2 separate regions of the Mus musculus genome follow, and region 2 is linked to region 1. Evidence: chromatin loops called from intact Hi-C (ENCODE). Cell type or tissue: gastrocnemius. All regions are shown on one strand.

Region 1 (8,000 bases):
GTAACAGCAAGACCAGAACTGCGCAACAGTCTAGACTACATAACGCTCTATACCATGTAACACTCTATATTCTAATCTGCACTGTCAATCTCCATACTATCAAACAACAACAAAGTGTGGCAATGCAGCCTTCAGTGTGACCCCTGCCCCGCCCCCCAGGGACCTCAGATCCAGGAACAACAAACAACTCACTGACAAAAGCCCCACACGCTTAAATCTAAACAGAGCCTGGCTTTCCCGTGTACAGCAGCTGGCAGGGAGAAACAGCCCAGTGGCAAGCCATAGCCCAAGATCTGCACAGCCACCGGGCAGCCAGTTTGGCTGGCACTGTGAAGCATCTCACCTCACTTAGCCTTCCTCATTTCATCTTATAAGAGCAGTCCACTTTGAACTGTGCAAACAATTCCGCTCTTCTCTCAGGAACTTCCTCATCACGGCCATCATTGAGTCCAGTTACTAACACTCTGTTTAGTTCCCCAGCTCTGACCGTGCAAAGCTCACACACCTCACTATCCGTGCACGCCTACATTCGCTTCCCAAAAGAAACCTTTTCTTTCACAAACTGTGGTTTCTACCACACGGCATACACACGGTCAGTTTAATGAAGGCAAGACAGCCTGATGGGTAGTAAATGGCTATCAGCTACAAGCATTTATCTAGATTTTATTCTGGCTGAACATTCATTATCTAAAACAAACTGTGTAAGTACTAATGGTGCACTAGACAACTGGCCTCAAGTGTTGGTCTCAGGTCAAAACACAAGTAAAAATCCTGTATTAAATTCCTGCAGACTGTGTGTCAGTGTCCTGTTTAGAGTCCCACACCTTGAGGCGGCCCATTTTATAAATGCAGATGCAATAAAACCCGAAGACCCCAACCTGGCCTCAGATATTTTCGGTAAGGGGTTCTCAACTGTACTTAGTAAGGGACTGCAAGGTAGTCTTTTAAGAGAGATAAACTCTAGCACCAAGAGTGGGGCTAGAGAGATGACTTGGCAGTGAGGAGTGTGAACTGCTTATGCAGAAAGCCCAACTTCAGTTCCCGGCACTCACTCGAGGTAGCTTGCAAGGATTTGTAACTCCAGCTCCAAGGAATCGGATGCCTCAGGACTTGGAGGGCACCTACACCTACGCTCAAGTGCACACAGGTGCATAATTAAAGAATAAGTGATTTTTGAAAGAGAGTATTTGGCTATCAGCACAGACAAGCTGTTTTACTTTAAGATGCATGTTTCCCTTCCCAGCATGCAACACAACATGATACTGCAGACCTTCTGGAAAGAGACTAGGACTACAAAGCAGAATGCAGCTGAGCTTTGTGAAGTAGTCAAAGTTTCATCAAAAAGACAAGAAAGAGATGAGGGATATCAAGTCACAAACAGAGGCAAAATGTAGAGGTCAAGGGTCCCTTATAAGGTGATGTCAGAGTCCAGGACAGCAGGGTGGTGCTCTGCCACACAGAAGAGGTTCTTGCATGAGTTGTCACACTAGAACAAGTTACCAGCAGCCTGTCCCTGTATTTTTAATCTACAAAACTACACAGGGTTCCATAGTGCAGGCCTGAGGCTGGGAGACAGGTGGAACTAAGGAACCCGGACCCCCAGAGGCATCCAGAGACCCAGAACCCAGGCTCTCCTTTCAGTAGAGAAGGCGCCTCAGATCAAAGTCCTGAACATACCAAGTGGCAGACAATTCATTGTGTGCCACAGCTCTAAAGCGCAAGCAGACCACAAAGACACAGACCACACCAAATCACAGCATCTGCATCCCATATCCTCCCATGCTCCATCGCATATCCTCCCACCGCATATCCTCCCATGCTCCATCGCATATCCTCCCATGCTCAGCCTCATTGTCCCTTAGCTCTGGGCCCTGCCGGTGGTCATAGGTCACTAACTCTCACAGTGATTTTTATAGAAATCCTAACGTCTCCTCCACATGTTTAGAATGTAGTAGAGACTAGCATTAGTTCATCTCCCTTTGGCCTACTTTGATTTCACAAAGCATCAATATCCTACGTCGAAGGATTCCTTCCTGTACACTGTAGTGACAGCGGAGCCCACTCAATGGCAGTGCAGTCTTTAAGCTACAATTAGCTTCGTATGGAAATCAAAATTTGTGCATGACCTGGCCTCCTGGCACATTTCAATGTTTCCCATCTTCTGTTCAACACCACTAAATGCTGAAATTTGAATATATACAGAAAAAAAATTAACTGAATTCTAAGGACTTGTTGTTGTTATTGTTCTTACTACTAGTACTATAAAATCTCTTTTGGAAGAAACAATCAAACCTGAAAATTTAACATTTTTCATTGGTCTGTACATCATGTACGTGGAATTCAATGCAGTATTCATACGCAGACTTTCTGTCAGACCACTGTCTGCTTTTAATATAACAAACAAAAGTGTATTAATATTTTGTTTGATTTGTGCTTGACCCACAGAGCCCATACCCAATAGCACCATCCTATGAAAGACACTTTTCAAGGTACCAGGGTAAAGGGAAAGGCAAGCTCCCTGCTCCCAGTTAAAGCTTCCAAGTCGGTAAGAACAGCCTGCCCAACATGGCACACACAGGCTCAGCCTACATGGTGTCTTGGGAAGAATGGTGGGTGAGAGGAAGAAGAGGAGAGAAAGGCTTCATGCACAGGCCTGGAGCCAGGAGGCCTGCCAGCTCAGGCTGCATGAGGCAATCCCTGGTAAAAGCTGCATGTGACCATCGGGTGACATCAGTGTCCCCAGGCTGAAGCGCGAGGGGATAAAGCAGCTTTATCCCTCAGCACTGTGCTTAAACCTCATGCCTCTCTCTGCCCTAGTCGGACCTGAAGGAGGGAAATGACTGATGAATGTCTACCAAGTCACTAAACAATACAGACTGAAAATCAATGCCTAAAACTGAGCAGTGAGAATTGAAAAAGGATGACAAGGAAGATGGGGAGACAGGATGTGATGATGTACCAAACACCAGGTCCCAGCGGCTTGCTTTAACATATTTAACATTCATGCTCTGCTCAACAAAAAGGACACAGATCTGAGGGGCCAAGGCTGAAGTCCAGAGTCTACCCCAGCACTCCTTCCTACCACCACACACTTCAGGATCACAGACATCAGAAAATCACGGTGGACATCCAGAGGGTTGTTTACTCAGTCTCAGTACCTTCTAAAACTAAGGACAGAGAAAAAAGGGGAACCTTGTTATTATGGTTATAACATTCAAAAGCACTGTGCGAGACTGCTTTCCACCCTGCCCGCGACAGAGGTAAACAGAACCCTCTGTGGCGTTTGCTGGGGGGTTGCTCCGTGTGTTCCCTTAGCAAGCCCTTCTCTAATCCGCCACCTATGGCCTGTCTGGCACCGGGCTAGCTAGGTATTGCAAAGAACAAGACATGAAAATAAGCTATGGTATTCCTGACCTGCAAAATGTCACCACCTTTGTACACAATAAACACGAAGCCAGGAAAGTTATTAGATTCAGCCCTGCTGGTACATCTCTGTTAGCAAGTCGTCTTTCTTCTTGCAGATTATCAAAAGGGTAGAGGGCTCACTTACTTTCTAGTCATCAAATTTATTGAGATAAACTATAAAGGCATTTCTAGTGTATTAGAAACCCAAAGGTTCCACATATTAAAATACAAGAATGGAAATCTCAACTATAAAACATAAAGAAAATTGCCAGTCAGGGGAAGGAGAATCATTACTAAGGATGGCTACAAGAGAATGAGATTTAGTAAAACCTACTATTTCTGATTTGCTCCAGAGTCCAACATAATACTTTAAAAAATTAGCATACAGATTATGTTCAAACACAGCACAATTCTTATACACCTATCCATGTGATGTATGCCCCATGTTAAATATGATTTTCAAGGGCTTTCTATTTTCCTGGCAGATTGAGAATTCATGTTCCATGGATTCTAAAATACCACACAGATTGATCTTTGACAAGACTTAGTTCAAACAAGCTCTTATAAATAAAGCTAGAAAGCACAAGAAAAATGTAAGCTATCGAGATCAAAGACAGAGACTGAGCTTTACCTCAGTTAATTAATGTGCTACTATATCTGCTACCCCAAGCCCTAGAGTAAGGGTATATTCAGGTATGCTCAGCCTCTGGAGCCAGGGTGCTTTGCATTCCGCGTTAGGCTGGGTCTGCCATACACAGCCATCTCACAGGAAGCTGTGCCCGAACCCTGCCTCAGCCCTCAAGCCCAAAGTAGGGCTCTGAGCTTCGCAGCACTACAAAAGGGCACTGCTGGCACAAGCAGGAAGGATGGTGTTCTCCAAAATGCACAAAGCTCTCCCCAGATTTGTCTGCTGTCACATGAGAGAATGGGGTCCAGGCCAGTAGGGGCATTCTAGCCACCAGCTGTCCTTCTTCAAGGACACCATAATCCAGGAGTTAGATCTAGAATTGCCTAGGTAGACGAGAGCAAGCATGGGTAACACTCCCACAGGGATGGTGACCCTCTGGGAACGACGGGCATGGGCATCCTTATCCATGGCTGGCCCTGCTCCAGCCTCACAGCTTACTGCACCATTCACAACAGAGCTAGTAATAGTCATAGCTGTCAGTTGTTATGTTTTATAACAAGAAACACGGAAATGTTATAGAAGTGATATTCTTAAAATATTTTCAACAGGTGTCTAAAGTTGCTAAATGAGACTCTACAACTTTCTCAGAACTAATTTTTCCCACAAGATAATGTCACATTTATTTTTGTTTTGTTTCTAAGACTCTCTATTAAGGAATCCATTTTAAAGTTCACTTTTGACAAATGTATCTCTTCATATCCTATCTGTCATTAATTCTTGGTGGACTTCTGCTCACATACCGTCAAGTCTGATATTAGTGAGAAAAGCAGAGTAGACACGGTCCCCATGTCCAGCCAACCCCTCAGACAGCCAGATCAATATGAACTATAGAGGCCCTTAGCTCACTGTTTTCAGTAAATTAGGTTTATTTGGATTACTGACCTACAAACTCATTAAGGATGGAATTCTGCCAATATTTATAAGGCAAATATAGTAAATTACACTGAGCACTTTAATGTACATAAATGTACAAATTAATCTAAAAAAGAAAGAAAAAAAAACCATAATTATTCCTCCCTTCTGACAGGCAGAGCCTGAAGCAACAAAAGAAGAGTGGCCCTCTTCCTGAGCAAGGCCTGCGAATGTCGGGCAACATTTGGGGCTTGTTGTTTGTTTGTGTTTTGTTTTATTTCTTGGTTGTACAGGAAGTATCATTAAGGAAATTTTCTAAAGTTACTATGAGAATATGGCCTTTGACACAAAGTTGCAAGTCTTTAAACTCATTTTTAAAACATACAAATATTTCCTACAATGAATGTCAATTTAAAAGAAATGAGCATCCTGAATGGAAACAGATATTTTAAGGAAGACTTTTCAATGAGTAATTTTTACAAGCTATGACTTCCTTAAAAATGTGTATCACCATGATTGCTATTCTGAGACTGACACCTTTTTAGAACAATGTAGCTGAATTCTTTAAAATCTTCCTATTCCACACTGATATAATAGAAAATACCACAAGAATCATTAAAACTATAACCAAAATTCATCTTTAAATCTTTTCTTTTAATCTCCTCATACCCCTCAGAGACACAGTCCTATGTAGCTCAAGCAGCCCTGGAACACTATGTAGCCCAGGATGGCCTCAAACTCACAGAGATGCACCTATCTCTCTGGCTTCTGAGTGCTGGGATGAAAGGTGTGTGACACTAAGCCCAGCTTTTTAAATATCTAAAGAGCTATCATATATAGTTCTGGGTGGCTTTGTACAAAAATAACTAATTCACTATTAAGTTTTGTCTTAAGTATCCCTCCACAATGCTTACACTGGCAATCTACCCCTCGTGGCCACAGTGAGGTGGCAGGAGCTCACCCTTTGGGGAGTAATTAGATAGTCAGCTTTAAGGAGAGACCTTTTACATGAGACTTCAGACCCAGGTGGCCCCCTGTCTTCCAGGTGCACATGCAGAAAGCAGGGGCCACGCATCAGGAAACAGGTCCTGGCAGCACATTGGTCTTGGACTACCACATTGAAAGAATAAATGTCTGTGGGTTACCAGCCGCTCCATCTGCAATGATTTCCACATACAAACAAAGTGGAAAAAAGATCACATGTCTTTCTGATCATGACCCTACTTGGGTACTACTCAAGTACTTTCTGATGCAGCTGGTTAGGAAATCACACATTCCAGTGTCACATCTAGGCCACCCTTCCACAGCAAACAATGTGCATGCACGTGTACTATCAAGATGAGGGCAGGACACCCCCATCCTGCTCAGCCCAGTTTGCATCCATGTAAAGGGGCTCCCAGCACACACTCCTGCCCTTAGCAGGTAAACCTTCTAGCCAACACCAACCACCAGCTGTACCTCCGAGCCCACCAGGGCACCCGGCCTGGCCCTCTGCCCTCCACAAGCACCTCTTGCACAGACTTTGTCCAGTGAGATAACTGCCTGCCTGTGCTGCTTTCCAGGAGCTCCAGCAATGTCCCGGACAACAGTGTCAACTGTGGACATCTGGGGAGGAAGGGGAAGGAGGGTTCCCCAGAGGATGCTCCAGCACACACTCCAGAAAGTCCACAGCTACAGAAGCAGTTACAGGAGGAGTACAGGGCTGATGGATGACGGTATGAAGGACAGTCTGCCCAACACACCCTTTGTCAGGAGCCAAAAGTGTGGTAAGTGCTGAGAGCAAGGGAAGGAAAGGAATGTGCCAATGGACCACTTACACACACACACACACACACACACACACACACACACGGGGGGGGGAGGGGGTGGAGAGGGAGGGGAAGGGGGAGGGCGAGGGAGACCCACATATTGTTAATGGGAAATATCTCTGAAACAAACAGCATTATAACAACTCTTTTTTAAAAAAAAAAAAAGATTCATTTATTTATTATATGTAAGTACACTGTAGCTGTCTTCAGACACTCTAGAAGAGGGCGTCAGATCTCATTACGGTTGGTTGTGATCCACCATATGGTTGCTGGGATTTGAACTCAGGACCTTCCAAAGAGCAGTAGGTGCTCTTAACTGGTGAGCCACCTCTCCAGCCCATAACAACTCTTATTATGCTGTGTGAGATGTGTTGTGTAGGTCAGTGACATTACAGGACAGACTGTGATCACAAGTAATTTTAAGATGTCTGCACAGAGAGTGAAGTATATTAAGTCATATTTAAATGAAGTAACTTCCAAGACACAAAAGAGACCGCATTTTCAATTTATGTGAACAATCAAAGCCACTGGTGGGGGGGGGGGGGGGGGGAGGCAAAAAACAACAACAACAAAAAACAGAATATACATGACTCTTTGAGGCTGTTGATTATATTTAATGTCTGTAAAAATTCTGTTTATTGGACAGATTGTCACCCACAATTGTGTACATATTCACAGAAGTTAAAAAAGTCTGTACGGAGCAGGAGAAAACCCCAAGCAGACCTGAAGGTACAGAAGAAGCCAAACTTCTACCTTTCTGACTTCCACATTTATAACCTACAGAGACATCTGCAGGAAGGTAGCAGGTTCAAGCTCACATCTAGAGTCATTCCCTCCTAAACAAAATGGCAATACTGCTTGCTTCTGGTTGCCCGCTCTGTCTGCTCTTCTAACAAACTCCTGAGTACAGGAACAACTGCAGCAAAATGTGGAAGCCATAAACAGACGGACAGACAGTGACTACCTGAGCTGCTTACATGCAGTGGACCAGAAAGGCTGGCAGGGCACAGGAATTTGATGGCCCTGGATACAGGCAAGGGCAGAGCGGCAGCTGGCGGGCACAGATGCGAGGGGCTGCGAAAGGGATCTACAGCCTAAACATGGGAGGAAGAAGCAACGACCAAGAAGATCCTCTCCCATGAAGTTCAGCTTGTCCTCCCTCATCCTGGAAGAAGCCAGTCTTACTCCTGTAAGATGGCTAAGCGGAGGCCCCAGAAGCACTGCTGGAACCCACCAGCAGCAGCAGC
Region 2 (8,000 bases), 72 kb before region 1:
AGACAAACAGGTAAGAAAATGTTATACCCAGTAACAAAGTCTAAAAGTAACTTTCAGTCCCTGTACTTGTTAGAGGAGCCAGAAACAGGCAGCGAACGCAGTCTTTGTATTGAAGTGACCTTCCCCCTGAACTTGTACAGCCCAGAAGAGAGCTGGTCAAGCTTGGGGTTAAGATGCTGTGGACAGTCCTGACGTTGTTCTGAACCAATGTACGTTAAACAAGAAATGGCGAGCTGTGCTTTCCAGAGCCCTACACTGCATGCAGATGAGGACTAGTTCATTAACCAGAAGGAAATGGCCATCAGCTTCCAAACTTCCGACAGATGCCTACAAGAGCCGCGGCCCGTGTGCAGGCTGAGCTCGCCAGGTGTACCGGTATTTTACCAATAGCAAATGCAATAAAAGCCAAGACTAGAGATACCTGAAAACACATCCCAGTAATGAAAACAGGCGCATACTGCCCACAAAACCAAAGACCTTTAAATGCCGAATAGTCTGAGAACTTACTAAAGATTAATGAATTTTTCATGAACTATAATTATAAATGTAATTTAAATACTACTTTTTGATGCTTTTTTTTGTTGGTTGGTTGGTTTTTTGTTGTTTGTTTGGGTCTTGTTTTTGTTGTTGTTGTTGCTGTTTGTTGTTTTGAGGCAGGATTTCTCTGGGTAGCCCTGGCACTAACTCTCTAGGCCAGGCTGGTCTCAAACTCAGCGAACTGCCTGTCTCTGCCTCCCTGCTGGGACAAGCTGTGCACCACCATGGCTGGCTTAAAATAAAATGTTTTAACAATCAAGCTAACAATAAAAAAATGCTGTCTCAAAACTTAGTAAGCACCACTCTACATCATATTCCAAGTATCTAAAGCCATGTTTCATAGAAAAGAGCTAAAAGAGAAGTTAAAGATAGTTATTTCGATTTGAGTTATGGCAACTTTTAGCTTGTGAGCTTTTTATATTCTAAACTTAATGTAAGCTTAACCTATGTTTTATATAATGAATATATATGTGTCAACACAGAGATTTGATTTCTTCTACTAAATTCTACTAAAGGAGACCACAGGATACCCACGGCCACTCACTCTCTTGAATGGCAGGCCCTTTACATACATTGAGGGAGTGGGGAGGTTGCTCAGCCTGGGACACACTGCTTAGAATAACATCCAGCACTGGGTAAAAGAGGCAGGTTCCGGTGTGGGGAAACCGAAGCCAGTGCCAGTGCAGACAAACTCGAAAGTGGATGCTGTGCGGCACAGTCCGGACAGGAGCTGGCTCGGTGACTGCTGGGAAGCACTGACTTACAATACTACTTTGAACCTTCGTCCCAGCTGCTCGGCGTCGGCCACATGGAGAGCAGACTAGGGATTCTGCTGTATGTGCACAGTTAAAGGAACTGCTATGAAATATTCATTTGAAAAGTAATTAAGTCCTGCAGTTGAAAAGCTAACCTTTCACAACACAAAATCATCGCTCAGCCGGAGATGAGCGCGTTCAGATGGCCTCTGGTGCTTATTACCATTTACTTAGCACCTCATCTACATTGATACTTAGGTTGTTTATATAATTTTTCATTTCCTACAAGCTCAAATAAAGGCGAACCAAAGGATGATTTTCTCCATATGCCCAAAGCAAAACCTTTACAGACCACACACACAAGACAAATACAACATTGGTAAGTCTTCTTAAAATATTGACAAAAATGGAATGCTTTCAGTAAGAGAAGGAGGTGAAGCTGTCAAAAAGGTAGTCTAGGGGCTAACACTCTGGTTTGCAGTAAAGGCCACTCATGGCTCTTGCAGAAGACCTGAGTTCAGTTCCCAGCACCCACATTAGGCAACACATAACTAGCTCCAGGGAATTTCACGCCCTCTTCTTGCCTCTGTGGGAACCCAGAATCAAGTATACATAGGCCCACATACATACATATAATTAAAAACAAATCTTTAAAAAATAGATGGCTTAAAAACCATCATTTTTATACATCAGTAATAGTTCCAAAATTACAATTTTTAATCCAGAGACACATCATATTGACTGAATACAAGCAAAAATTACTATCATTAAAAATTTTAAACCATGTTTCTCTCAAATAGTCTCTACACAGAATATCAAATTACCCTGTCTGACATTTCTGCACATGAACAAAACTGTTTTTTAAAACTGGGAGTAGGGGAAGAATTAGCAAGATTTTTGGTTTCAAATGCCACATAACGACTGGCTTCCATATGGCTCTGCTCAGTCCACAGTGATCTCTAAGGTGTCACTAGAGCACTTGAATAATCTTCCAAATGACAGGGACTGAGGCCCTGCCTCACTACCATAAAGCACTGAGAGCTGACTCAGCACTCACACCCCGCTGATGTCATGGGAGCTCTGGAGGCCTCACAGCTCAGCCCACAGGAGCCAACTACTGTAGGTCAAGATGAGCTAAGAGGACAGGCAGCTGAGTTCCTGACTGCCAGGTGGTGGGGAGGGCAGAGCACCCTCACTGCTGGCCAGGGAGTCCCGTCTTTCTGACTGTCGTCACTAACACACTAAGGAAGACAAAACGGGAAACTGCCTCCACAGCGCCTTTCCCTAACTGCAGCCATACGTGTACACAGAGGCAGGGGCTTCTATTCCAGAACCCACACTCAGGCCGGGCCCAGTTCACACCACTCACTATAGTCCGCCCTTCTACTCGGAAGCCAAACTCATCAGCAAGTAAACATTTCTGTTTTATGAGATGAATACCATGCAATTTCTGTAAACAAGACTATCAAATAAATATACTACGAGGAAAAGCTGCCCTGCACAAGGAGCCACTCTCGTTTAGAAAAAAAGCCCCTTTTTTTCCCAGTAAACACCACTCTGGAATTTCCAGACGTCAATAGTATTAAAGATCAATGTAAGAGAGAAGTCCAGATACAATTCAAACAGTATACTTACATACATTCTCTTCCACAGGCTTACCCCATACAGATACTATGAAATCATTTAAACGAATGAAGTAAAACTATGTTTGACAACAGAATATGCTAAAAATTCCCCACGTAGTAAAAGAGTATAAAAGAATCAGTTTTTGTAAAAGAGACAAACTCTATAAATATAAGCAGAGAAAACTCAATGATCACAAAAACAGCGATCCCAGCAAGTATGCCTTACACTGTTGTGAATGATGGACATGTCTTTTCTTTTTGTTTTTTGTTTTTCGAGACAGGGTTTCTCTGTGTAGCCCTGGCTGTCCTGGAACTCACTTTGTAGACCTGGCTGGCCTCGAACTCAGAAATCTGCCCGCCTCTGCCTCCCAAGTGCCTGAATTAAAGGCGTGCGCCACCACTGCCCGGCTCAAGATGGCCATTTCTAAGAAGACTGTGGCCCCTCCTACTGTCTCCCTGATCCATACTCCTTACCTGTTCGAGGCACAAGTGACTCTGGGTCAATCAAGCCTACCACAACATGATGCAATCTACCAAAATTACAGCAACCACAAACATCACACCCAGATTTTCCAAACTCCCCTTTTTAGTAACGGGGGGGGGGGGGGGGGGCTATAAAAATGAACTCTGGAAGCAATGTGGCCTGATTTCCAAGTTTAAGAATTATTAGTGACAGCAAAGGGGCCTTGTATCTGAAAGGCATTTTGCTTTCTGAGTGTGTCTGAACCTATGTACGCACACTGAGACATCACCCCTCCTCTCCCAAGGGAGGTTTCTCACTGTTTTGGGAGGGATAGAACACAGAGCTTCTTTTTCAAAATTATAGTTGTAGTTAAAATAATAGACATCAGTCCCCTTGTCCTGTGTACCTATTTCTACTTTAAGAAACAAATAGAAAACCCTAGCCAGGTACCACTTGTACATGAAGCAGAAAACGAGACACACTTGTACAGAGGTTGCATTGCTCTAGTGGAACCATCAAATATTTTTAAGAACGATGCTGCTCACTAGATTTCTATCAAGTGGTACCTCATGTGGAGACAGGAGACAAGATGCAGGAAAGGGATCCAGAAGAGGTAAAGGAATACAGAGGCACCCTGGGTAAGAGACCCAAGGCTATGGCCAGGCTGTCACTGGCGTGTGAAGTGTAATGGTCACAGCCAACTACTTAAATGACAACTGTGCTTTAGTAGCCTGCTTCTATTGAACAGCTCAGTGTGCTGGGCATTAAGATGCAGAGCAGGAGCATTGTGGGTCCTCGAACCCACTTCGCTGTCACTTTCCCATTGTGGTAACAGCACAGGGCTGCCAACACTAAGCCTGGAGTTCAAACCGGCTTCTTCCTTTCCTGTGAGAAAATCTTGAGCTCTGTGACTTATGTCCCATTTTACAGCAACTGTCCTTTCTTAACACAGGAGAAGGTGTGCTACTCAGCAAGTACCTCCTCAATGGCACTGTGACCTAGACAGGAAGACAGCAAGATATATCCTATGTACTTCCTACTGCTTCAGTTCATAAACGTTCAGGAGAGTCAGCTTCAAGCACAATTATCTCTATCTCATCACATCCTAAAAAGAAAAAAACAGGAGAGTGTGAGTGCGATTCTAAGGAAGGAGCAGGGGAGTGTGTGCAATTCTAAGGAAGGAGCAGGGGAGTGTGTGCAATTCTAAGGAAGGAGCAGGAGAGTGTGCAATTCTAAGGAAGGAGCAGGGGAGTGTGCAATTTTAAGGAAGGAGCAGGGGAGTGTGTGCAATTCTAAGGAAGGAGCAGGGGAGTGTGCAATTCTAAGGAAGGAGCAGGGGAGTGTGTGCAATTCTAAGGAAGGAGCAGGGGAGTGTGTGCAATTCTAAGGAAGGAGCAGGGGAGTGTGCAATTTTAAGGAAGGAGCAGGGGAGTGTGTGCAATTCTAAGGAAGGAGCAGGGGAGTGTGCAATTCTAAGGAAGGAGCAGGGGAGTGTGCAATTCTAAGGAAGGAGCAGGGGAGTGTGTGCAATTCTAAGGAAGGAGCAGGGGAGTGTGTGCAATTCTAAGGAAGGAGCAGGGGAGTGTGCAATTCTAAGGAAGGAGCAGGGGAGTGTGCAATTCTAAGGAAGGAGCAGGGGAGTGTGCAATTCTAAGGAAGGAGCAGGGGAGTGTGTGCAATTCTAAGGAAGGAGCAGGGGAGTGTGCAATTCTAAGGAAGGAGCAGGGGAGTGTGTGCAATTCTAAGGAAGGAGCAGGGGAGTGTGCAATTCTAAGGAAGGAGCAGGGGAGTGTGTGCAATTCTAAGGAAGGAGCAGGGGAGTGTGCAATTCTAAGGAAGGAGCAGGGGAGTGTGCAATTCTAAGGAAGGAGCAGGGGAGTGTGTGCAATTCTAAGGAAGGAGCAGGGGAGTGTGCAATTCTAAGGAAGGAGCAGGGGAGTGTGTGCAATTCTAAGGAAGGAGCAGGGGAGTGTGTGCAATTCTAAGGAAGGAGCAGGGGAGTGTGTGCAATTCTAAGGAAGGAGCAGGGGAGTGTGTGCAATTCTAAGGAAGGAGCAGGGGAGTGTGCAATTCTAAGGAAGGAGCAGGGGAGTGTGCACTTCTAAGGAAGGAGCAGGGGAGTGTGCAATTCTAAGGAAGGAGCAGGGGAGTGTGCACTTCTAAGGAAGGAGCAGGGGAGTGTGCAATTCTAAGGAAGGAGCAGGGGAGTGTGCAATTCTAAGGAAGGAGCAGGGGAGTGTGCAATTCTAAGGAAGGAGCAGGGGAGTGTGTGCAATTCTAAGGAAGGAGCAGGGGAGTGTGCAATTCTAAGGAAGGAGCAGGGGAGTGTGCAATTCTAAGGAAGGAGCAGGGGAGTGTGCAATTCTAAGGAAGGAGCAGGGGAGTGTGCAATTCTAAGGAAGGAGCAGGGGAGTGTGTGCAATTCTAAGGAAGGAGCAGGGGAGTGTGCAATTCTAAGGAAGGAGCAGGGGAGTGTGTGCAATTCTAAGGAAGGAGCAGGGGAGTGTGTGCAATTCTAAGGAAGGAGCAGGGGAGTGTGCAATTCTAAGGAAGGAGCAGGGGAGTGTGCAATTCTAAGGAAGGAGCAGGGGAGTGTGTGCAATTCTAAGGAAGGAGCAGGGGAGTGTGCAATTCTAAGGAAGGAGCAGGGGAGTGTGTGCAATTCTAAGGAAGGAGCAGGGGAGTGTGCAATTCTAAGGAAGGAGCAGGGGAGTGTGTGCAATTCTAAGGAAGGAGCAGGGGAGTGTGCAATTCTAAGGAAGGAGCAGGGGAGTGTGCAATTCTAAGGAAGGAGCAGGGGAGTGTGTGCAATTCTAAGGAAGGAGCAGGGGAGTGTGCAATTCTAAGGAAGGAGCAGGGGAGTGTGTGCAATTCTAAGGAAGGAGCAGGGGAGTGTGTGCAATTCTAAGGAAGGAGCAGGGGAGTGTGCAATTCTAAGGAAGGAGCAGGGGAGTGTGCAATTCTAAGGAAGGAGCAGGGGAGTGTGTGCAATTCTAAGGAAGGAGCAGGGGAGTGTGTGCAATTCTAAGGAAGGAGCAGGGGAGTGTGTGCAATTCTAAGGAAGGAGCAGGGGAGTGTGCAATTCTAAGGAAGGAGCAGGGGAGTGTGCAATTTTAAGGAAGGAGCAGGGGAGTGTGTGCAATTCTAAGGAAGGAGCAGGGGAGTGTGTGCAATTCTAAGGAAGGAGCAGGGGAGTGTGCAATTCTAAGGAAGGAGCAGGGGAGTGTGTGCAATTCTAAGGAAGGAGCAGGGGAGTGTGTGCAATTCTAAGGAAGGAGCAGGGGAGTGTGCAATTTTAAGGAAGGAGCAGGGGAGTGTGTGCAATTCTAAGGAAGGAGCAGGGGAGTGTGCAATTCTAAGGAAGGAGCAGGGGAGTGTGCAATTCTAAGGAAGGAGCAGGGGAGTGTGTGCAATTCTAAGGAAGGAGCAGGGGAGTGTGTGCAATTCTAAGGAAGGAGCAGGGGAGTGTGTGCAATTCTAAGGAAGGAGCAGGGGAGTGTGTGCAATTCTAAGGAAGGAGCAGGGGAGTGTGCAATTCTAAGGAAGGAGCAGGGGAGTGTGCACTTCTAAGGAAGGAGCAGGGGAGTGTGCAATTCTAAGGAAGGAGCAGGGGAGTGTGCAATTCTAAGGAAGGAGCAGGGGAGTGTGTGCAATTCTAAGGAAGGAGCAGGGGAGTGTGTGCAATTCTAAGGAAGGAGCAGGGGAGTGTGCAATTCTAAGGAAGGAGCAGGGGAGTGTGCAATTTTAAGGAAGGAGCAGGGGAGTGTGTGCAATTCTAAGGAAGGAGCAGGGGAGTGTGTGCAATTCTAAGGAAGGAGCAGAGGAGTGTGCAATTCTAAGGAAGGAGCAGGGGAGTGTGTGCAATTTAAGGCTGTGCCTTTGCTAATTCTGAATAGCATTCTACTTATTTCTGTTTGGGCTACTTGCAAAGAGTAACTTGGTGGTTTGTCCCATTTGACAAATCTTCCCTCTAAGTCAGAATGCAATACAGGGATTAGCAATGCAATGTTGGCTTGCTTTTTAAGTCGTTAGCAAGTCGCTGTAGGAACTGTACTATACTAAACTGTAGGGATTCTGTTGACTCTGTGTAGCATGCAACCAGACTCCTACAGAGGAAAAACATTTGCTCACAAACAGTTCTTAAAGGCATCATTTTGTCAATAAAGTTTGTACACATTATTTCTTATTTGCACTAACACAATTTCCAAAGGTAACCCCAATTTTGGTTTACTATAAACCGTAATACACTATTTCAAGAGCAGAGATTATGTCTCAGCTCTCAAGGGATGTACTAGACGTCAGCAAGCGGCACGCTACACACAGATACCACACCTCACAGGTCCGGGGCCTAGTTCTGTCAAAAATGGACACTGGTAGGTTGTTAAGGAAAGAACCTGGGAAACGGTATAAAGCAACTGAAATGTTGGATTTAAAAATAGCCATGTCAGTAGTTCACAATGCTCTGAGTTACATCACGGAGTAGACAAGCTTCTAAGATCTTTCTAAAGGAAAACTTGAACAGCAAACAAACTTAGGCAGCCCCAGAAGACCTGCGAGGCTTGAACTGCAGACCTCTCTGGTCACAAAGGAAGGGAAGTGGTGCAAGCTGCAGTCACTGAC

The links. Peaks named below come from ENCODE experiments on the same cell type or tissue, not always from the same donor. Only the 100,000 strongest peaks of a DNase experiment are listed, where the experiment ranks them.
Region 2: it touches region 1 in a loop (6-fold over the local background); 2 of 42 quality-filtered maps call a loop at or near these places.

What each region holds. Positions count from the first base shown.
Region 1 is chr17:5,073,484-5,081,483 of GRCm38, reverse strand. The region is part of intron 2 of Arid1b (AT rich interactive domain 1B (SWI-like)); the gene reads right to left. Among named protein-coding and RNA genes, the nearest start is that of Arid1b, 82 kb to the right of the region's middle. In gastrocnemius, no CTCF peak of the experiment used is centred here; DNase peaks (open chromatin) are centred at 257 and 4,458; H3K27ac peaks cover 783 bases.
Region 2 is chr17:5,145,325-5,153,324 of GRCm38, reverse strand. The region is part of intron 4 of Arid1b (AT rich interactive domain 1B (SWI-like)); the gene reads right to left. Among named protein-coding and RNA genes, the nearest start is that of Gm34854, 75 kb to the left of the region's middle. In gastrocnemius, no CTCF peak of the experiment used is centred here; no DNase peak of the experiment used is centred here; H3K4me3 peaks cover 308 bases; H3K27ac peaks cover 2,351 bases.